3 separate regions of the Mus musculus genome follow, and regions 2 and 3 are each linked to region 1. Evidence: chromatin loops called from intact Hi-C (ENCODE). Cell type or tissue: heart. All regions are shown on one strand. Region 1 has its middle 45 kb from the start of Gm30483. Region 2 holds the start of Zfp536 (zinc finger protein 536). Region 3 has its middle 84 kb from the start of Uri1.

Evidence for each region. Hi-C counts contacts between places; a loop is a spot of excess contacts. Peaks named below come from ENCODE experiments on the same cell type or tissue, not always from the same donor. Only the 100,000 strongest peaks of a DNase experiment are listed, where the experiment ranks them.
Region 2: a loop joins it to region 1, with 8 times the contacts of the local background. A loop is called at or near these places in 28 of 42 quality-filtered maps.
Region 3: it touches region 1 in a loop (14-fold over the local background); 14 of 42 quality-filtered maps call a loop at or near these places.

Annotation. Positions count from the first base shown.
Region 1 is chr7:37,369,292-37,377,291 of GRCm38, forward strand. It overlaps a transcript of Zfp536 not described here. Among named protein-coding and RNA genes, the nearest start is that of Gm30483, 45 kb to the left of the region's middle. In heart, a CTCF peak has its summit at 576 (motif pointing right); a DNase peak (open chromatin) is centred at 4,740; H3K27ac peaks cover 584 bases; H3K27me3 peaks cover 335 bases.
Region 2 is chr7:37,766,588-37,774,587 of GRCm38, forward strand. Zfp536 (zinc finger protein 536) reads right to left here and starts at 3,165. Exons shown (of 6, transcript NM_172385.2): 1 at 3,009-3,165. In heart, a CTCF peak has its summit at 3,939; no DNase peak of the experiment used is centred here; H3K4me3 peaks cover 5,776 bases; H3K27ac peaks cover 2,957 bases; H3K27me3 peaks cover 4,920 bases.
Region 3 is chr7:37,932,046-37,940,045 of GRCm38, forward strand. No RefSeq gene overlaps it. Among named protein-coding and RNA genes, the nearest start is that of Uri1, 84 kb to the right of the region's middle. In heart, a CTCF peak has its summit at 3,044 (motif pointing left); no DNase peak of the experiment used is centred here.

The DNA of each region.
Region 1 (8,000 bases):
GGGCAGACACCTGCATCAGAGGCATAAGCTTGGGGCTCAATAGGCCCTGCTTTTGGCAGCTGCCAATGGCTTTCATTTGGAGGTCTGAACTCCTAGACCCCAGACACTATAAACTGAGCTTCTGTCAGCTCTTTAGTCCCTGTGCCCTTCCCATGACATGGGCATTCTCCTTGTTAAAGCAGATGCCAAGATACCCATTGTCCAGGAAACAAGATGCTCCTATAGCTCCACCTTAATCCCACCATGAGATCAGGGACAGCCATGGGGGAAGTATGTGATACAGAGCATCCATCATTCTATTTGTTCCTCCTATTCCCCCCTGAGCAACCACCGTGCTAAAGCTGGCTTTTCCTCCCCTACGTTGAACCCAGTTCAGTCCATTGGTTTCCAGAAGCAACTGATAAGGTACAAATGAAAGTGGACAGAGGCTGTGGGAAAAGGTGGCCATACTTTTTTTTTCTAACACAATGAACATTCCATATTTGAGGACAGTCCAAACTGTACACACTCCCAGGTAAAGGGCACGACCCTTGTGGTCTCAGTGGCGTAGACACTCTTGATAGGCTCTCACCAGCCACCAGGAGGCAGCAGGGAGCCTCCCCGCCAAGCCTGCTGATTCCAAGCAAGGCCTCAGGGAGGGAAGGTTGTCAGGCCTTTAATTAGCTGGGAAGTTCACCTTCTCTAGTGGCCTGCTTATGGGAGCTAGAGAGCAAGCGGGAGGAAGAGCTCACACAGAGAGACCAAAGTGCCTGAAGGCAGAATTAAAGCACTAGAGAGAGCCCTGGAGTGGGGTTGAGTGAAAGTTGCCCCAGCAGAGGACTTTGTAGAAGCCCATAGCAGGTAGCCTCAGAGGCACAGCCTCTGCACACCTGTGTGTGTGGGCTTAGGGAAACCTCCTTTGGCTGTCAGTCCCTTGTTTGTGTTAGTCTCTGTCATTGCAGCATATTTCTGAGGGGAAAAAAAATAACCCTAATGAGGAAAGAATTCTTTTGGCTCTCGGTTTTAGAGGTCTTGGTGGGTGACCGGCTGGCTCCAATGCTCTAGCCTTGAGAGGTGTGACCAACATGTGTGGCAGAGGAAACTGCTAAAACTACTACAGGTAAGAGCAATGAAGGAGACCGGGTCCACGACCCTCTTGACCCTTTGACCCATTTCCTCCAGTTTGGCTTCACTTCCTAGTTTCTATCACTTCCCAGTGAGGACATCAAATTCTCTAAACTCATGAATGCATTAACCCTTTGATGAAGGTGGAGTCCACGAGAACCAGCCACTTCTGAAGGTCCCTGGCACTACAAGAGCTCTGGGAACCAAGCCTACTGGAGGCTTTGGGGGGCAGCACACTGCCATCTGAGGCTGGATTCAGGCTGGGCAGAACACTTCAGTGTGAAGGGGCCTAGGCAAGAGAGAGCCATCTCCTCGGGATAACATCTCTTGGTGAATTCTTTCCTCTGTCCAGGGCATTCCATGTTTTCTTTTTTTTTTCTCCCAGAAGACACAGAAACCTGGATATATAAGTTAAAGAACACAACACTTCAGGCTGTTTGCAACTAATTGAAAACAAAAGTGTAAATATGGCATGGGCCAAAGGAAACACATCTGTGTGCCGAAGGCAGCCAGCAGGCCACCGGTGGGCTCCTGGTGTCCTCTTGGAGCCTTGGAGGGGCTTCGCTCAGCTTTTCCCACCTCATACGGAGGAGCAGCAAGGAGAAGCTGTAGCTAAGGTTTATGGACAGCAAACCTGGGCAGGACTCGGAAGGCAACGTGAACCAAGGAAGCTTGGGCTCTTCCCAGCCCTACCGAGGGCGCCTGTGTTTTGTAAGATCCAGAGACTCGTGTGCACGCTAGGCTTGGCAAACACTTGTATAAGGCTGGTGCTTGCCTAAGCCCGAAAGAGACTGTTCAGTTAAGAGCTCACTCAACCCGGATCAGAGAAGAGACACAAACTGGTTTCCCAGAATGATGGTTCCTGCAGACTTCCTCCCTGAAGGAGATTTTCCATCCCTAAACCTTTCGAGGAGGAAGGCCAACCCCCCCCCCCCCAGAGCAAAGGTACCCAATTCTAACTAAATCAGTAGCATCCCGAGGAAAGAAATTTCTTCAGGAAACAAAAGGTTGAGCCCCAGGCGCAGAGGAAGCAGGAGGCAGATAGGATCCTCATGATGAGGAAGGAAAAGTTAAGTTGTCCAGAGCCCCTATCCTATCCAGGCTCACTTGCTCCTTTATTGAACATCAACAAACAGTGTTAGAGGCAGAAGGATGCAGGAGAGAGTGGACATACTCTGCAGTTTTGCTTCCGGGTCGGACTCCCCAGTCCCCCAGGCCTTGCCAGCAGAGACCCTGCTCTCCATAGTAATTATGGAGGACACCATTCCAGGGGGCATTTCCCTCCATTCCTGGCACTTACCAGTGTCAGTCTGTGCATAAATACAATTAGATTTGAGAGTTCTATTACAAAAGCCAATAAAGCGGGCCTCGGTAGAGATTCTAAAATTACTTAACTTTTCTTTAGAAAAAAAAATATTAAAACAGCATTATCACATCAGTGTGAAGGAAAGACACGGAGATAATAAAGTTATGTTAAACCTCCCTATATTTACTCATGTGTGAAACAGTTATGTCTGGTCACATAATTGCGATGGTTCTGAGGAATATTTCATATTTTATAATGAACATTAAAAGAGTTTGTGGATCATTACTTTATACGAGTTTCAAAGTTATTACATAAAACCCAATAGGGATGGTTATAAATTATCCGATCCTCCGGCCTGGCCTTGGTAAACATAACATGAATTCTGAGACACTGTGGCAGGCAAGATTCATGAGAAGAGGTTTAAAAAGGAGTCCCACCCTCCCTCGCATTTTAAAGGGGAAGAGAAGACCACAGTGCTTGTAGCTTGCTTTTAATATTGTTGTATCTGTTTGAACCCCCCCCCCACACACACACACAGAGAGAGAGAGAGAGAGAGAGAGAGAGACTCTCAGATACTGGCCTCCCTGGTTCATCTCTCATTACCCTATCTGAGGTCTCCTGGTCATTGTGGAATTCTTGAACTTTTGAAGCACAGATTTAAAATAATGTACTTAGTAAAGGAGACTCTGGCCAGCTTGAGTGTGGCAAACAAACATGGCTCTGGCTGGCTCACCTGTGGGTCCACAGCTGTTTATTTTTCAAAAGAAGGAGATCTTGTCTTTAAAACCTTAGACTGCATCTTTGCTGAAGCTAGAGAATTGAGAACATTTTCTGGATCGTCTCCTGCAAGTTAGTTAAACACCGAGACTGTTAGGATCAACATAGATGTCTGTCGTTTGCTTGGACATACTCGTACTATGTTTTGCTCAGGGGAGGGGGACTGCAGTGGTGGTGGTGGTGGTGGGGATCCTGCAATTCCCTCTGAAAGAATCCTCAGTTCCTACTTGGTGCATGAGGAAAATTTAAAGACCAGGAGAGAGGTAGCTTGGTGGATAAAGACAGAGGAGACCAGAGCCTCTGGTGATGTGATGGGCCTGCCCTGGAGATGTTGTAGCCTGGGCACCCTGACGAGACTCCCCAGGGAGATCTTTGCTCCCCTGGTTCTCAGAACCGCTTCCTCCCTCCGCCCAATCTACAAACAGAATGGCTCTGTGCACCCTGGAGAGTGGGAGAGGGGTCACTAGTTAGTTCTGCACCTAGGAACCTCCTGAACCTGTCAGCTCTGCATCTTGCCCTGGGCTCTGTCCCCTTCCCGTGGAGCAGCTGTTAGGGAGGTTTTCTCAGCAAACAGATGTCTGCTGGAGAATTGAAGGCTGGGAGTTGGAGGCCAGCTCCCGACTGTACTTTGAATTATGTCTGCCTTGATCATTACGCAGTCATTCACATATATTTTAGACATCAATATTGTCTAGAAATATTCTCCAGTCCTCAATGCTATTTATATGCTTCGATTCTTCTCTCTGCTTCTGCTCCGAGAGTATGCTCCATGCTCTCCCAGAGCCACCGACTGCTTTCATATCATTTTCATAAATATTTTTATTGGGAAGGGCTTGCCATTTTATTCTAAATTATTTCTCTCCACGCTAAGCAGAAGCCAGCACTCCTGGGGTGCCCAGGAACCTTCCTAACCTGTTTGGATGGGAGCTGAGCTGGTTCTATGTGGCTTTAAAGGAAAGAATATCTTATGGTGTCTCTTCCCAGACAGGGAAAATTTTGACACTAACAAAAGATAGGTTATAATGATGTCACTTTGGTAAAGCCATGGCAGACAGGACTCTTATTTATGTTAGAAACACTGCTTTGGCTTACATCTGATGTCTGCATACAGCGTAAGTCTTGGGAAGGAAAAAGAGCTCATGTGTAGTATGAGAGAAATAAGAAGTACAGGCATGAGGGTTGGAGAGATGGCTCAGTGTGTAGAGCATGTCTGCTTTTACAGAGGACCTGGGTGTGGTTCCTAGCACCCACACGGCAGTTCATAATGATCTGTAACTCCAGCAACAGGGGATTCTCTGCTCTCTTTCAGAGCCCCTGCATGTTGGAATGGAAAGGCACGCATGTGATACACACACAGACAGGCAAAACATCCAAACACACAAAATAATTTACAATCTTAAGTAGAACTACGTACAGGACTTGAGTGAGTATCAAAGACTGAGAATATTTTGGAGCAGAGAGCATCACCCCGAGATCGGGAAAACTGTCCTACCTCCTCGCTCCCTCGCCATGTACGGGCTGTGCCTAATCCAGGCTGCCAATAACCTGATCTGGCCCTGGCATGAGCTGCCTCCCTCCCCAGCAGTTCTCCAAGCAGCCTCTAGGTGGTGCTAATACTGCATAGCTCCAGCTTTTCGGCACAATGAAAACATTAATTTGCTATGAGATAATTTTTGACGTAAATGTAAAATGGTGCCCATTCGAACTCAGTAATGAAGCATGGTGCTTTCTGCGGCTCCTAATTTGACTAGTTAAATGACTCCATTACGTGTCTAACAGACAGAAGCAAATAATTTCTGGTCAGTTGATGTTCACTTATCCGTATCATTTTGCCCTGAAAATAAAAAGTCTCTAATCTACAATTCCTTTGTCTTGGTGGGTTTTTTTTTTGGGGGGGGGGTAAGATTATTAAGGCAAATATACTTAAATAATTCAGGTTAAAGTAGTACAGAGTAACAATTAAAACGCCAGCGTGTGTGCCTAATAGAGGCAGCACAAAACCGGAAACCATTTTCAAACTACCCTAACCTTTGCCCTGTCCCTTGGTCTGGGGTATTTAACAGAAGACTTGAGAGCTAAAAGAGAAAGAATCCATATTTCCAAACCCATTGTCCCCTGACAGCTAAAAACGGGCTGCTGCTGTCTCCTGTTCACTCTGCCACATAACTTTGAAGATTTTTGGACACATCTCAGTGTAGCAAAAATAAAAAGTAAAAATAAAATAATAATAATAAAATACTGCTTTAAAAAATATCAAGTGATGACTAATTTTGCCCAAAGGGGGGAAAATGGTTAATATTGAATCTTAATGTTCCTCATCTAAACGCTTTTTTCTTCCTGCTAAAAACAAGTTTCGAATTAAAGCATATCGGCTTACACATATTGCATGCATATTAGCGAGACACAGCTGTGTATGTCCCCCTCTTAAGAGCCATATGATTAAGTTATGAGATATCATATAATCCAAACTCTTTCTCTATTGGTCACCTTTTACAGACAAAAGCTTTTTCGTTTTTAGGTTTATTAAATGACAGAGCGTCCGACTCTGTAAGTGTTCCAGTCGTTATAATGGAGCACCTGTGACTTTGATTCCCTTCCCTCCCCCCCACTCCTCACTCACAAAGTCCATCTATAAATCGCTACCAAAATGGCCCAGGGGCTGACTGGGGCCAACCCTCCACGTCTGCAGCAGCTGCTGGTAGCTCCTTGACAAGGGTGGAGACCTCGGTGTGGACCTGGGTCTCAGAAATCTTAGTAAACGTCAGAATGACATGCCCCAGCCATGCCACCCCATAACTCCGAGGCAAGGGACAGTGGCCTCTCTTCATGAAGAACCAGTAGTTGAGAGAAAGGAGCTCTAAGGCTCCAAGGGAGCTCTTAGCTCTCGCTTCTCGTGTGTGGATCTGTGAGGCACCGTCTAGCAGAGTACAACATGGTAACTTGAAAATATGGTTTAAATGATCGTCACCCTGCGCCACTCCCCCCCCCCCAAAGTAACAGGCTCTCTGACCTAATTAAATCCACTTTAAAGAAACCAACTGGCGTGTGTGTGTGTGTGTGTGTGTGTGTGTGTGTGTGTGTGTGTGTGTGTGTTTTGTGTGGACAGCCTTTATTAAGCTTTTAAAATCGCAAATCCCTTTGTGCGTGCAAACTCCAGCAGTTTCCATGTTCGGGTGAGGGACACAGAACACAGACTATGTCTTTTGATGTGAAACAATGTCAAAAGGACTAATTATGAGTCATACTTTCTTGAAATTTTTGTTGGCTGATGTCGCCTCTGCAATTGGATCCCTGCATAAGGCCAGCAGCTCTTGCCGGAGGGGAGAACCTGGCACCTTCTGTTCCTGGGCCATCACCCTGGCCCTTTGCTGTTATGTAGGTCGAGAACGCCCGTGGGTTTCTAGGAAGGATCTCACTTTTAAACTTGGCATGGAAGTTACAGCTGGAGAGCAATGTCGTAGCGCAAAGATCTGTCTACACTGTGCGTGCTGAAAGAGGAAATGAGGTCAGGAGGGGCAGAAGAGAAGTGCATCTAAGGAAGGCTTCTTGGGACCTCAGGTCAGGCTCAAAAGCTGCTCCTGTAGCCCATGTTCTTCACAGGAATGCCTGCTGCTCCAAGTCTCTGAAGACAGTGGCTGGCAGCTTTTAGAGGGGCAGCCCTTTATCTGAGTCCAGGGAATGCAGGCCAGAGAGGAAGCAAATCCCACCTGAGGCTGAGCCCACAATGCTACCTGAAAGTGAGGGAGTCCCTGGATAGCAAAAACATAGAGTTAGACACAGGGGCAGGTCAGAGGCTGCACAGGAATGAAAGTGAAGGAAACTGTCCAGGTTAGAGCTGAGCTCAGATGAAAGGCTTCCCGAGCAGCTCGTGGGAAACGTTACAACTCCCTACGACCCATAATGGGAGCCAGATTCTTCTCCTGGTGGTTGTCAGGGAAGCCCCAGCACCTCCCACCTCCCCCGGAACAGCTGAGGGTCAGCACTCTTGGCCCTGGATTAACTGCTATGAACCTGTGAGGGGAAGGAAATGCCTGTTCCTGAACCAGGGACTTAGCAAAACGGTCCTAGAAACTGAGTTGTGGTGCTTTTATTTTATTTTATTTTTCCTTGTGCTAGCAACTGAACTCAAGAGTCTTGTGCACACTAAGCATGCTTTTCTAAAACCTAATGAAGTGCTCAGCCTGGTGGCACACAGCTATATCCCCAGCACTAGAGAAGCAGAGGCAGGAAGACTGAGAGGTGGAGGATAGCCTGGGCTGCTGTGTACTGAGAAGATGAGAAAGAGAGACAGACAGAGAGACAGAGAGACAGAGAGACAGAGACAGAGAGAGAGAGAGGCAGAGAGAGACAGTGGCAGAGACAGAGGCAGAGGCAGAGAAAGACACAGAGAGGGACAGAAAGATAGACACACACATGGGGGGGGACAGAGACAGACAGAGAGAAAAAAAGAGAAAGAAAGACAGAGACAGAAAGACAGACAGACAGACACACACAGAGAGAGAGACAGAGAGAGACAGAGACACATGCAGAGGCAGAGAGAGAGGCAGAGAAAGACACAGAGAGGGACAGAAAGATAGACACACACATTGGGGGGGGGGACAGAGACAGACAGAGAGGAAAAAAAGAGAAAGTAAGACAGAGACAGAAAGACAGACAGACACACACACACATACACACACACAGAGAGACAGAGAGAGACAGAGACACATGCAGAGGCAGAGACAGAGGCAGAGAAAGACACAGAGAGGGACAGAAAGATAGACACACACACGGGGCGGGGGGGGAGAGACAGAGACAGACAGAAAGAAAAAGA
Region 2 (8,000 bases), 400 kb after region 1:
TGGTCTGCCTATCCAATTGGAGAGAGACTCTGTACCCACCCCCTACTATGGTAGCCTTATCTTAAATAGTAAGTCCTGGAGGAGGGATGCCATGCTACAAGAGGGATGCTATGCTGTTGTAAAGGGCAAGTGTGGGCTCCAAGAAGGAGGGAGGAAGAGGAAGAAGAGGAAGAGGAGGAAGAGGGGGACAACACTAATAGTTCAGACACTTTACCAACATGAGAGACTTTATTCTATTTTTTTTCCTCTAAAATGCAGCCTCTACAACCAGAGAGAAGGTATCAGATATAAAGGGAAGATGTTCTTCTACACAGTCTAAGACCTTACCTGGAGACAACATGAAGCTGATCTCAGCACTCCATGACTTTTGGTCCCAGCAGGTAGGCTGAGGAGAGGGCATTTCTGTCCTCTGCATGGCCCCAAAATGACCTACTGGAAACTCACTGATGATTTAAATTTGCATCAAGCCTCACTTTAAATAATGTTAAGAACAAAATGCAAGCTGATATTTCAGCTTACTTAAAAGGCTTATTAAAAACACTAAATCTAAAGATTTTAAAAAGCTGTAATTGTCCTCATTGAAACTAGAAAAATAAATCTAGTTTGCTTTCTTCTTTTATGTTCCCCTTCTTTAAAAAAAAAAAAAACAAATTCATCTATATTCTCACAAGCATCATTGCTGTCTTTTTTTCCCCTTTCCATTCAAGGCACTTTAAAAACACCTGTGCCATTCATAGGCAACTTTTGAGCAAAAGGCAGTCAAGCTTGGGGAAGGCTGTTTAACTGATTTCCTGATGTCAGAGACAAGCTCATCTTGCTCTAAAAGTAAGATGGAGTTTGGAGCTCACGAAGAAGGCTTGCGGATTTTATGGGTCTGAGCTGATGAAATTTCCTGGCTTACCTGAGGCAGAAGAGACAACCTGATGGGTCAGCTTTTGGAGGCTCGGCAGACATTGCATACCCAAGCACTGCCTTCAGCTCCCCATGGGCAGATCCAACCAGTAGGGCCACATGTCTTGACCAGTTCCTATCTTTTCCCATAATGAAGGCTATTGGCCTCTGGCTTGGACCAACCCACCATGACAGTTTGCTCCATGCCTGCCCTGAGCCTTCCGTGAAGACAGCTCTGACCAGCAGTTAAATTGCTGAGTTGTAAGGATCTGAAGCCTGCTCAGAAGTTAAACACTCCAGGCATAGAACACAATGGGTTTTCAGAGCACTGGTCCAAGAGAATGCAAATGTATTGAAAGCGGTTTTTCTCCAGGTTTTACATAATTACCATTTATGTCTCCAGGAACTGTTTCCCCAGCCCAGTTTAGGGTGAAAGCGTTTTTTTAAAGACTTTCCCTGCAGATGACATATGAGGCACTAACCTTTTTTCATGTGCCCAGATGTTAAGTTCATTTTCATCACATTTATGCAAATTTCATTTGAACAGTAAATCAAAAGAAATCTTAAATCATCGTACACTATTTAAAAATCAACACTAAAGCCGGTTTACTCGCAGCTATCTCTAACATAAAGTCACAGCTAATGAGCTGAGCACCATAGTTCCTTTTCCCATACAATGGCTATAACAAGACCTGAGGTCCTCCACATCCTCCACATGGGAGCATTGCTACCCGTTCACTCTCAAGAGTCCAGTTTCCTCAGATTAACGATGCTCTGTACATCAAAGCCTTCCAAAAGTTTTCCAAACTTTGGGAAATCGGGGGACCCTCAGTCCAGGAGTCTGACAACCACATTAAGTGTCTATGTTAGGCCCTCCAATGCAAAACCTGGGCTCAGTGGCCATGCTTTCAGAAGCTGACTCTTTGTTGGTCAGGTTGGGGTGGGGGATGCTAATTCCTAGGGCGCCGTGTCCTGATTGTCGGGGAGCTGGGCAGAGTGCTATCATTACCAACAACTCAGCCAGGCGGGTAATGGTGAGATCAAGAGACATTTGCACCGCTATCAGGATGACATCATAGCTAAAGCAGCCTTCAGCCAAAGCCCTAGGCTCTCTTAGAGTAGAGGCCAAAGGGCTATGGGGGGAGGTGCCCCCCCCCCGCAACTCCCAGAGCTGGAAGCTGAGTCTCAGGCCCCTGCCATGCAGGGTGGTGGGCCTTGCCCACAGCCAAGTTCCCAGGCAGGCCCAGAAATGGGAAAGACAGCTGGAGTCTTCTCCAACGCAATCTACTTTCCCCCTCCATCCTGCTCACTGCAAATAATACTACTAATAATAACATAGTATGCATTTTTTTCAACAATTTGAAATTGTGAAGCCATTTCCCTGACCAGGGTGGAGCCGGCATGCCATGCCCGCAGCTACATCTCTGCTGTAGAATTGATAGCATTTCCAACCGAATTGTCAATCTGTTGGTGGTGACCCTCTCTTAGGCAAAACAGCTCTCACTCCATTTTTTTCAAGCAATAGAAACAGAGGACGCTGAAGGGGAAGGCAGACTGGAAAGGAAGCCTTCCTACTCTTGTTTTGGTTGCTTTTCTTCCTTTTAAAGCCCAGCAAAACACAGGGGCGCACACGCGAGCGCACGCACACCCTGAGACACAAACCTTAGAATAATGGGGGAGGCATTTGGCGACAAACTGCATCAGCGGCGCGGCGCGACAGGCAACCAACCCCGCTCACTCGCAGCTCAGCTCTCCAAGCCGCGGCAGCGACGGTGGCGGTGGCGGCGGCGACAGAGACCCGTCACCCTCCCAAAGAACCCCTATGCTCAACTCTCAACTGTGTCCCCAAGATCTCCTCTTCAGGCTCGCCTCAACTATGCGCGTGGCCCAGTCACCTCACCTCGCCGGAAAAGTGGAGAGACAGGGTTGGGAGTTGTGTTTAAAAAAAAAAAAAAAAACAGCAAAAAAACAAAACAAAACAAAAAGTTCCTCGAACATCCAGCCCAGCAGATGCAATTCTCCCGCCCGCTGCACACTCTCCCCGAGCCGGCCGGGCACTCGCCCCCAGCACTGCGCCCTCACCTCGGGGCGCGCGGAGGGCACCGCAGGGCACTTACTTGGCACTTGCTTTTGAGTGTGCAGGTCGTCGCGGTTTTCACTTGGGTTTTCAAATAAGTTTCAGGGAGGAAGGAGGCAAAAAAAAAAATCCAATTATGCAAATGGACTCCGGCCGGGGGAGGCGCGCGTTGAATCTGACGCTGCTACTGTATGAGTTCTTGGAGCAGCCCCGGCCCGGCAGATTTATGGGGGCGCGTCACGGCTACGCCAGGTCCCGCCGCCGGAGCATCTCGAAGTTAATTAAAGCGGTAATGTCCACTTTCCTGGCGACCCTCCGTGCGTGGGTTTACTATTTCACCCTCCAACACGACCCAGGAGGGGACACTGATGTGCCCCCCACGCCCCTCTTCTTTCTCTCTTCTTCCCCCTCTTCTGCCTCTCTCTTTCTCTCCCTCCTTTTTCCTCTCTTTAAGTCGCCTGCTTTGCACTCAGTGAACAATGAACAAAGATGTGAGTGATGGGGAAAGATCGCCCCCCTCCCAGCCCAAGCAGTGAGCGAAGCTGGTCTCAAAGTCAAAATCCAGTTGTTAAAAACTGAGAAAGAAAACCAGGGTCTCCACGCTAAGCTCCCTTTCTACACACACGTACACACGCACGCACACATATGAGCAAGCACACCCCACCCCAAGTTCACCTAAGCCCTGCCTGGAGACCTAGGGACCGTGGGGGAAAAGCCAAGGCCCCGGCGCGCGGGGATGCCCAACTCGCGGTGGACACGAGGGGACAGCAGGGACAGGGGAGCTGTGCTCGCTCCGGCCAAGATCATTTCCCGCGCCCCTCCCAGTCTACTGCCCCCACCACTACCCACCGGCCCCCTCCCAACGTCTACACCGAGAGGCCTGGCCCCACGGCCCCGCTCCGGCTGCAGCCGGCCGGATGCGCTCAGCAAACGCGGCCCCTGTCGGATTTCTGCTAAACTGCAGAGCGGCGGCGGCGACTGCCCAGAGAAGCGCAGGAGGAACCCAAGGCCAGCTCGGCGCGCACTCACCCTGCTAGCCCGCTAGTCCTAAAGCCGGTGCCCCGGGCCGCCCACCCGCGCGCACCTCAGAGGATGCACACGCACAGCGCGCTCGAGCCCCGCAGGCAGGGACCGCACGTAGCCGCCGTTATTTTCCGCTCAAGTGAAAACTAAGGCGGCTGACGAATCACGTCTCCTGCGAGGCACCCGTTAGACAAAACAATATCCTGCAAACAAAACCCGGCCACCGCTGCCACCCGCGCGCCAGGCCGGGACCCCGCCCTGCTCCTCCCAGGCCCCAGCCCCTGGCTTCTGCCCGCACCGACCCCAGCCTTCCAGGCTTGCATCCTTCCAGGAAAGAACTCGGGGACTTGAGTGTGCGCTCACCAAGAGGCGGACAAACAGGAAGGACTCACAAACCGGGAGTGAAAAATGGGGGCCACTTAACTTTCCACCTGTCCCTAGAGAAACCTTGCGGGGAATTTTCTCCGAAGAGTTGGTCTCTCTCTCTCTCTCTCTCTCTCTCTCTCTCTCTCTCTCTCTCTCTCTCTCTCCTTTTCTCTCTCTAACTTCCACAGCGCTAATTTCCACCTTCCCTCACTTCTCATACCTTCATGTATGTGGAGATAATCTATATTGTAATTGTTTGCAAAATTGCAACAGATGGGAGCATCGAGATCTGGACACTTCTACTTCTCAAAGAAAACCCTCTTTTTATTTTTATTTTTATATTATTATATTTTTGCCTAAAATACATCTCAAGTCCCGCCTACGACTGTTTTCCTTAATTCATCTTCAAATTTAAAATAAAAATGCCTTGAAGCAAACAGAAAGGCTTATTAGCGACGTTCATTCTCGCTCCAGCCTTGGGTTGGGCTGAGGATGAGCCCCCGCCCCCCCGCCCGCAGGAAAAAAAAATCTTGCTCTTCCCAGGACCACCCCCCAGTGGCCCCCTCTCCTCGATGTTACCCCACCCCCGCCCCCCTCCACACACACACTCGGCCGCACTCCTTCACTCTGATTGGCCTCACGTTTCCAGCTCGGGACTAGCCGGCTCATTTCCCTCCATAACCTGTTACTTATTTATTTATTTCTGTGTCTCAGGCCCCCGCGGGCCCCCGGGACCTGGGCCGGACTGGGGCAGGTGCTGAGGGCGACGCACGTGTATTCTGGCGCCTCTAAGGTCTCGAGGTCCTGGGATCGCCCCCCAGGCACCTCGGCCGGGCCTTGCGGGGCTCTTAGGACGCAGGAAGCCGATGCAAACACAAAATGGCAGGTCTTGGCCGCCCTCTACACCCGTAAGTTAGGCACCCCGTAAGCATCAGCTAACTTTGATTTTTTAAAAAAATAATTGCCAATTACCCCCTGATTCCGAGGTGGAGTGCAGATCGCACCACGTACGATGGCGCGACGGGGGTGGAGGGGGGAGGCGAAGGTAGCCGGGGACCGCCTCACCCCCCCCCCCCCGCCAGCCCCGGCACTGGAGCAAACGGGTAAAGTCGCTGGAGAAGTTTCCGCCGCGCAGCCTCCCCTCTCTCTCGGCTCCCCCGGCCCCCGACCCTGCGGAAAGTTTCCCCGGCCGCGAGCTGAGGCCGGGAGCGCAGGCAGGAGGCGCGGGCCGGGCTGGGTGGACGCCGGATCCCACTGGCGCGCTGAGCGCTCGACCCTGGGGACTCCCTTTCAAAGTAACGGTCCCGGGACTGGGGCTGCGGTGGGAAGGCGGCGGCCAGGGCGCGGGTCCCGCTCTCCGCCGAAGTTCTCCAGCGCCATTCGATGCCGGGTGGCCGCCTCTACTCGGTTTTTCTCCTCCTGTTTTTTTTTTTCTTCCACATACCCCCCCCCTTTTCCTCTTAACCCCCGCTGACAGCTTCTCTCGCCAACGTCACAACCACGGATATTTAATTAGACCATATTTTTTAATCGCGATGGGGTGAGAAGCAACCGGGTTACAGGCCTCGCCTGGTGGGGGGGAGGGGGAGGCGAAGGGGGGAGAGAACCACGCCAAGTGTCCAAACTCACTTTGCCACCTCCCAGAGATCAGGGCCGCCACCACCACCACCTGGCACCCGCGCGCCCCTCCACTCCGCCGCCCCCACCCCCAACCCCAGCCTCCCCACCACCTTTGTTTGCCTTACCTTAAAACATTAAACGCGGGCGTCGGGAGCAAACTCGGGCACGTAAACCGAGCGTTGTAAAAGATTGTGTTCAATGAATAATGAAACATGTCCACATGATTGACTTGATCATTTTCCGGGGCTGAGGGGGGACGGGCGCCCAGCTCGCGCGCCTCAGTCGCCCACTCGCCAGAGCCCGGCCAAGTGCTCTCAGCCCAGCCCGAGCAGGGCAGGCTCGCTTTTCATCAAGCTCATTTCAGAATCGCCCCGTTCATTGATACTCATCATCCAACCCCAGCAGACATCCCATCCCCTGCTCGGCCTCCCCCTATCTGGTAGGTGAAATGCATTGTACCATTAAAAACGCTCTCCATTGTCGCCCTGGCGTAATTCACAGCAACTAGATAGGTCTTTCAGCATTTAGCTTTGATGAGCCGGAGACTGAACCCTTGATATAATAATCTACAAAGAATGGTGTGTGGTCGTCCATTTTTTCTCTCTGTCTAGCAACTAAGAAACCATTTAACACAGCGCAGCTTGCTTCTGACCTTGAGCTCATGTAAACACACTTATTAAAATCTATCTATTCTCCAAGAGCTACATTCTGATTGTCAGACTCGTTACGGAGACATACATCAGCCCCTTCGCTTGTCACTACTTTGCATTCCTGCCTTTAACTAAAGAATTTTTTATCCAGCCGAGAGGCAGAGAGCGATTGCCACGGAGAGAGAGGAGAGAGAGAGACGCGGAAAGGGGGAGAGGAAAACGCGTAATTCTTACCTGCTCCTCAAACTATTTAAAGTCTGTTTCTTTTCTGGGGTGAAAAAAAAAACTCCCGGGTGAATCTCGGTGGACAGCGGGACGTGGAGAATCAGTCACAGCCCGGGCGTTTAAGGGAGTCATCAGCGATCAAATGACGTTGATCCGCGCTGTAACCTTGTGGCGTATTTAATGTAAATAAGGCCGTTATGTTGCCAATCGCCGCGATACAAACACCGAGAGGTCCTCAGCCTCGCCTCCCGCGCCTGCCATTAGAGGCGACTTTATTTACAGACACTATTTAGGAGATCATGATAATTCTAAAACAATACTAGTGCCAAATGATTATGAAAATATGATTTTAATTAATCACGTAGTAGGCAAGGAAATTAGCATACGGTAATTAAACTTCGAGAAAAACGTCATGCAGGTTCTCTGCCTTATGGGTCCAGAATAATCATCGCGGTGGGCTCCGAGACTTAATTACGAAACAAAATAACTTTTTTAAAGGCAACTTTGCAAGGCTGGTCCTCCAGGCGAACGTTTGGGTAAATAATACAAGCCAAGGTATCAAAGTGGGCATTTCAGTGATGGAGAGGGGAAAGATGGGGGGGAAGCCGAATAATGCAATTAAGAATTCTCTGTCCTAGAGTTGACAAAAGCGGGTGCCTCAAAAGCCTCTTTGTTATGGGATTATATAATGATCCTGGTGTCATTATGGAGAGAGAGAGAGAGAGAGAGAGAGAGAGAGAGAGAGAGAGAGAGAGAATTCAATAATAATAAAAGAAGTATGCAGAGACACCAACAAGCAGCTTGCTTTTAAAGAAAGGCTGTCATGTGGCATTGGGTGTACTGAGAGGAGGACAAGGTCCTACAGAGTTGACAAATAAAGGAGATGAGTGAGGAGAGAGAGAGAGAGAGAGAGAGAGAGAGAGAGAGAGAGAGAGAGAGAGAGAGAGAGAGAGAGAATGAGAATGAGGCCTGTGCTGTGCACCGTTAAGAAGGGATGAAGAGAGATCGATTATACAAAATACCCAGCCACTGAGGCACTTAAGCACTGATTCAGGTAACGCAGGTTCCAACTTGTCCGAACTAAGTTCTCCTTCAAGATGACTAGAGGATTTTAAACTCCCGGGCACCACCACAATACATCAAACGCA
Region 3 (8,000 bases), 560 kb after region 1:
TAATCGGTCTCCTTCCCTTCGCAAATGCAGAAATCACGCTCGGTGACTCTGGAGTAATTAAAATGGGCCCTTACACTTGGACAAAAAAACCACAACGGCCAGAGTTTTTACAAGCGCTGGAATAACCGACATTTGACCGAATGAAACATTTTCTGTCTATTTCTCAACCATTATCAACACACAGATCTTGGGGAGGCAGTGTTCAACTCAGGGGGTCAGGGGGAGGCAGGCAGCAGGGGAGAAATCTGAGACGCTCACTGACAGGAGCCTCCTTGTCCTAGGCTTTACCAAACTTTGTCACAGAACCTTCTGTGCAACTCTTTTATGTGCTATCGGTGACATAATTCCTATTTTTTTCCCCAGCCATTATATATGATAAATAAAACAATACTCCGAAAACACTGCGATCTCTCATCAATGTCACTGTGAAAAGGGCCCAGATAAATGAGTCCTGGAATCACAGGCAGATGACATGGCTGGCCATGTATCATCTTCCATGTATTGAACGTAGTCTTTGTAAAGATAGAACGGTAATAAAGAGTGGTATTGTACGCTCTGAAAGGCTGTGTGGGTCTGTGCATGACTAATCTGTCTTTCTGCATTATTTTATTCAATCTTCTCTGACTTTATGCCTTTGACATTTTTGCTACACTCAGTAAATTTGAGTGAATAGGCAATTTTGAAGAATTTTTATAGGGCTTCAGAGAAGTCATATGCAGACTGCATCTTTGTTCAAATTTAACAGTTTAAATATTTCCTTTGTCTAGGGTGCAGAGTAATCTAGAGACAGGGGGGAAAGGAATGCTTTAACCTTAAGATTTTAACAATGTTGTCTGGCATGATTTAATTATTTAAAAACAAAACAAAATATTAAGCAAGAGCAGGCTCACAACAAAGGCACATCCAAACTTATTTTTTAAATATAATTTCATTATTATTATCAACAGAAAACTGACTGTTCTAAAAATTAAGACATTGTTTCTTTCCCCAGAATCTAGCGACATGGAGAAAAAAGGGGTGACTCTGAGTCAGAGCTCAGAGAGGGCTCACTGGACCCACTTCCGGCTTCTTCTTACTGGGGTAGTTGTCTGTCAGTAAATAATGACCTCAATGTAGGTCCTTAATTTGCTGTAAATCATGATATCCTTTATTATCTAACCTGGACCATTAGTTTGTCTAGGCCCTTCAGTTCAAATAATTTATACTGGAGATATGCAATATGAAAATCAAAAATTATTTCCTTGGCTAAACTGCGAAGTCTATCAGACCACTGCGTTCCAAGAGACTCTCTCCTCTCTGTTTAGGTTGTTTTAATGGTTTGTAAGAAAACCTGGAATTACTTGATAGAACTGTTTGAGCTAGCAGGTGTTAGCCTCGTAGCTTTAGCTTATAAACATGTTTGTAAAAGATGATTAAAGTATTTAAAGGGAGCCTAAACTTCAGATGACCCCAGCCTGATGGATTCATTTAGCCAATTCCATTTTATAGTATCCCTATCAAAAACACAGACCACATATTTCATTCTTTAGTGAATCAACTCAGAAGCCTACATCTAAGGAGGGTGGTGTTCTATGGAACTGAAGACCGGATACCCCTAGTGGGTGCTCCAGGCATGCTTGGGCAGCTGGGGAGAAGAGCACAGGGGTCCTGTGCTCTGATACAGAGAAGAAGCCAGGTCAGGGCTGAGATAGGACTCTCCTCCGGGCACCCTGGGAAATGAAAGGGACCAGAGCTGTTGTCTCTGGCCTCTCAGAAAACCAGGACCAAGCTGCCTCATGATCCTCCCTGCTTCTGACACAGGGTATAGGTTCCCAACCTCTGTGGCCAGCAGAAAGGCAAGAAGAAAGAAGGCTAGGTATGCATAGCAGCCACACCAGGGAGATCCGCTGCTGATTCAGTGAGATCGTGGGAGGGGCCAGAGCCCACTCCTTTAACATCCTCCTGCAGGAGGCTCCCTGGCCTCTGAGCAGCTCCAGCACATACGAAGCTCTTAATTCACATGCAAAGCAACCTAGTAGTCGCAACTAGCACCAGTGTGGCTCCGTGACGAATGCACAAGAGGACAGAGTACAGCTCACTCGAAACTGAGATAATAAATGGGTCTGGTATATGGGACCGAGCACTCCTAGAGCCACCTAGCACAGAACAAGATCTGGACTGTCGACTCTGTTTGTGACTTCTGCCTGGAAAATGGATAAACATTTCACATCTCCACCCAGGACTGAAGCCTGAATCACTATCTTTCTTCAGAGCAGACACAAACAAATGCTACTTTTTATCACTGCACAGCACTTGATGTAAGTTCATTAAAATGAAAGATTAGAGAGCCCCGGATGTAGGATGCTGTGATTCATGCATAATGCCCGGATAACAGATGCGGCGTCTATTATTTTCCTACCATATACAGGACCGCGCCTGCTCCTGCAGGAAGTTACCTTCTTCTTTAGGGTCCATTTTCAGAAGATGAATAAGCCACATGTACCTCTATGATTAGCTATGACAGCTGCCCGTTGATTTATATGACTAGAATCCTAAGGCAAGATCTGCTTTCTGCACCCTTTCCTGATGTAATGAAACTTTTAAAATAGAATCACCCATGGTCTCCAAAATAGTGGGAAATGAAAGGGTTCTGGGACTCAGAGCTCATACCCTTGTTATCAAGCAGGATGGAGAATCTGCATTTTTCAGAACTCTGGTCCTTAGCAGGGAAGCCAGGGAGGAGAGGCCCTCTCACCAGCATGCTTTTTAAGCCCAGCCTGAGCCCTGTATGCTTGAGAGCGTCTTATGATGCTGTAACTAACCTCAAACCTGGAGCAGCAGGGGGGCAACAGACCTCAGAATACAGCAATGTCATGCTTTCCAGACACTCTCAGCAACAGCATGAATGAGGGGGGGGGGGAATGGTTGCCTAGGAAACCCTCTACTCCTGGTAATTATTACTGTAACCGACTGTACACCCCACCTATAACAGAAGCGAATAATAATCTATCACTGCTGACTGGCAGCTTTCTGTCCAGGCCTCTGCTCACCACTGCTCCCTACTGGCGTGCAGAATTAGCTACAAGCCAACAGCCGGGCAGGGCAGAGGGAAAAAAAAATACATGCCTTTAAAGAGACCTTCCCCATCTTTCTCCAGCAGGTTTTGAATGCAGTTCAAACAAATTGCTGCTCGATCAATAGAGCAAAAATGAAAAGTGCTTTGTGTTCATCCACACAATGGGGGTCGGACAATCTAATGGAAGTTGGTCATCTCAATTAAAAGCAATTTCATATTATGACAGAAGCTAGACCCCCCAAAAAAGGTACTTAATAAGGTTAACAGAAGCTAAATAGCAGCTTATATCTTAATGACTCCCCCCACATACGACTCACAAGCTCCTTAATAGTATAGAATTTGATACTAAGCAAAACTGCTATAAATAAAATTCTATCTGGTAGTTTTGATCAATTAAACTACATAATTAACAAAGATGGTCCATCCGTCTTAGGTTGTCTAATTTGCAGTACAGTGTTAAAGTACCTCTATGGAAGACTAGTTTGTTTAGAAATTAGAGCATTCACAGTGATTTACTGGATTTGATTTAAAAGACACAGCAGGAGTTGGCAAAATTCACATATCATGGGGTTAATGTGGGTTAGAATGTAGCTATTTGTAATACAAAAATATTGCATACCAAGTACACACATCTGATTTCTTCTAATCCTAGTTCATCTTCTTTGCAGAAAGGCATTAAGTCTGCCAAAAACAGAAAAGGAAAAAAAAAAATTTTTTTTAACCAGCTGCATTTGCCACTCTGAGGACAGAGAGCTGCCATCTTCAATTTCCGGAGCAAGAGAACACTGGGTGGGGAGTGACTCACACGACAGCCACTGAAAAGGTGTCCCCTGGCTGACAGCTGCCTCCCTCCACCACTCACCAGGTCTGACTGGTCAGGACACTGCAACATCATATGTCCTTTCAGTCTGAATAGGTTACAAGGCTCGGGGAGTGTCACAAAGATGGAGGGCTGGAGGAGGAAGAGCCGAGCACAGCTGTTCCAAGAAGCTAGCCACATACAACTCTCAGAACCCCCAAGTCCTTCTGTGAGCCTGAGATTTACTGGCACAAAAGATCTTCGCTAATCAAGTTCATATTAAGCATCATGGAATTTTCCATTCCCAAGCCCTAAGTAGCTGATCTCATTATAACATAGAAAGTGATTTATCAAAATATTTTACTTTTAAAACCAACTTAATTTAACAATGCTCACAGCTTCTCCTGTTGTGATTTGCACTCCTTCGTGTAGGTAGTTAACCGAATAACAACCACCTTGCTTTTCAGGAAGCATCGTACAAAATTTCCCCAGTTCTTCAGGTTTTTGCAGAGTTCCGACACTGTTCTAACTTCTTCAAGCTATTCTCATTCAAGGACCCACTTGACAGCATCGTGAAGATGCAACAGCCACACACAAGTGTGAAGACACCAGCATGCAGAGCAGAGAATGCCGGGCCTTGCAGAAAGCCGCCACAGGCCAAAGGGGGCTTCACATTTTTTCAACACATTCAAGTTCCGAGCAAGTATTTGCAGATTCCTCCTTCCTGAAGAGGTTCTGAGTGCTGCTCCTCGACTACACCTCAATTAAGCGCCTAACAAGAGCCCCTTGAAAGATTTCCAGTCACTGTGGAAAATCAAACTTACTTTTCTCCTCTGCCACTGCAAGTAGATGATGGAGCCTACCCAGCCTGACTCGGGGTAGGTAGAACTCTCACAGTCAGCTCCTCCGGTGAGCCACTCACAGCCAAGCTACCACTGGCCTGCACTCACTTCCTTTAAGCTGCCAGACCCTGGTGTACGTGGGCAAAAATATCTTGCATCCAAAGAGATTATCTTAGTCTCCCCAAATCTATGCTGCTGACAACAGACTCTACCCTTGAACAACAGCATCACTGGGTAGGGGGCAGTTTATTGGCTCCGGCTCCAATGCTCCTGAAATCTCAGGACTCCCGAATACCTGGTGCAGTGTCTGACTCAAGCAGTTACTGATTCATCTCACTGAAGATGTGTTCCTCCAAAGTTGGCTCCTCACTGCTTGTCTCAAAGAACACTTTCGCCTTCTCCTTTCACCTGCTCACTGGGCCCGCCTTGCCAACTGAGGCAAACCACTGAGTCAGCCTGTTACTCTCCCGGGAAGAGAGTGGGATTGGAGAAGTGAGGGTTGGGGGGGGGGGGTGAACATAATTTCTGCATAGAAGGAAAAGCTCCAACATAGCACACTGTGCCACCCGCCCTCCTGTTAGAAAACTTCAAAAGGATGCTGGGTAAAATATTAACAGAGACTTTCTCAACTCAAAAGCTCTACTTGCCAAGAGAATTTTAGAAATCACCAGTAACTGATAAAAGAAACAAAAAAAAAAAAAAAAAACAAACAAAAAAATACCAGACACTTAAATCACTGTTACCATTAGGTTAGAACTTTATCTTGGTCCCTAAACACAAACTTCGTGTCTTAAAACCACAAAGGTGGAAGACAAGCCCTTAGGCTCAACTAATGAGTTACAGCTAAGATCATTTGGGAAGATGGAGCTGGTGAAAGACTCCATTGGGAGATATTTTCCCACTATCAAAACAAGAAAACTTGCTTCAGTCTCCCTGAGCTCCAAGGAAGACAGGCTGGAGTTTTCTGTGGATATGTGCTGTGGGCCTGCCATTACCAGGGCCCAGATATGAGCCATATAGCCTATGAGATAGTCATGAAATTAGCTGAGAAACTCCAAGCCATGGCCTCAACATAGAGGTCCAACCCAAAGCCCCTGACCTAGCGTGAGAAGGCTGCTATCCCAACCTCAGTAAAGCCACACTGATACTGGGACAAAAGGTAGCATAAGATTCAGGATACCCAACGGACGGAAGCAAATGGGGTGATTCTTTCTCAGGTGACACTGAGCCACAGCATAAGGAGAAGAAATCCAAGCAAAATAAGCTGGGGGGTGGGGGGGAGAAACAAATGAAATGCCAGCTCAAGTGTCATTAGGATTAACGTCTCATGGCATGTGTAGAAAGGTATGCTGAGGCTGAGTATGAATGTCCCCACAGGCTCAGGCATCCAACACTCACTCCCCAGCTGGTGGCACTGTTTTAGGAGGGTGGGGCCTAACTGAGGGAAATGGATCAGTGGAAGGTGGACCTGGAGGGTTATCTTGTGACCAGCTCTCTCTGCTTCCTGGTCCACAAGGTGTGAGAGTCCTAGAGGTACTCTCCTGCTGCCGAGAACTCTCCCATGCCCTTCCAGCAAGGATGGGCTGCATCCTCGAAAACTCCAGTCAAAAATCAGCTCTCCCTCCTTGACATTTCCGTAAGTGATCCGACTATATCAGTAAGGAAAGCTAATGCTGACATATCACCATTCACTCTTCCCAAAGTTGTAACTCCACAATACTCATAGGAACTCACTGGTAAACCAAAAATGAAAGCTAATCTATAAAATTACTAAAAGTATACAAAAGTATGAAAGTCCTGGAAAATAAGAATGTGCCATAGACAGGATAGGGCTAAGAAGGAACAGTTACCCTAGGGCACTCCAGGTATTTATCACCACTATGATATGTCACACTAATTTCTCAGACTTGACAAATGAACCTCACAGCACATTAACCTGAAGGCTGGCATATAAGACAACACACTCACACTGAAACTGAGTAAGAGTATATGAAAACTCTGTCTTAGAGTCCTACCTGTAATGCAATTCCAAAATGAAAGAGTAAAGAAAATTCTAGCTGAATACGGTGGTACATACCTCTAATCCCAGCAATCACCAGATGGAGGCATGAGGATTTTAAATTCAGAGACTTATCTCCAAATAAAATAAAAATTAACAAAATATTCTAATATGAAATTAAATAGTTATTAACTATAAGAATAAGAAAAAATATTACCTATAGCCAGGAGAAAAATCAGTGAGAATAGAATAAATATAAAGATAGCTTGGTGTGGCAGTGCACATCTTTGATCCCAACATTTGAAAGGCAGAGTCAAACTGATCTCTGTGATTTCAAGACCAGCCTGGTCTACATAGTTGAGTTCTAGGCTATCCAAGAGACCCTGTCTCCTCAGTGGATGGGGTGGGGGTATAAAATGATAGAAAACCATGGAATGAATATTTCAAGACATGAAAGCAAATAACTGCCAACCAAGATTATTTTTATTAGATATTTTCTTTATTTACATTTCAAATGTTATTGCCTTTCCTAGTTTCCCCTCTGAAAATCCCCTATCCCCTACCCCCTACCCCTGCTCACCAACCCACCCACTCCCACTTCCTGGCCCTGGCATTTCCCTATACTGGGGCATAGAACCTTCGCAGGACCAAGAGCCTCTCCTCCCATTGATGACGGACTAGGCCATCCTCTGCTACATATGCAGCTAGAGGCATGAGCCCCACCATGTGTTTTCTTTGATTAGTCCAACCAAGATTATTATACCCAGCAAATTTATCTTCCAAAATTAACAGAGAAATGAGGGTGTTTCAAAACAAACACAGATTAAGCAATCATGACGACCAATCCAGCACTGCAGAAAATTCTCAAAAAGAATCCTATAAAGGGAGAAGGAAGACCACCTCATCCTTAAGAGCTATGGAAAGAAAGGGGCAGGTGAACAGAGAGGAGCCAGGAAACAACTAATCACATCCAACACAGCAGATGAGCAAACTCCAAAACTAACTGGGAAGACACCCCCAAACTGAAAAAGGTGGAAATCAGCCCTAAGGAAACTCTAGACAAGTAGGCACAGCTATTAGTATAGCTGATAATGTAGACTTTAACACAGAGCTTGTCAAAAGCGATAAAGAAGGCCGTCACATGTTAGTAGAGGAACAATCCATTAACAATGATAGACATTTATGTACCAAGCACCGGGATTCTCAATGCCATCAAATACTGAGACGCAAGAACAGCCATAGTTCCTGACAGAAGAGGAGTGAGAGGCTTCAACATCTCACTCTTGGAATTAGAGAGGACTTTGT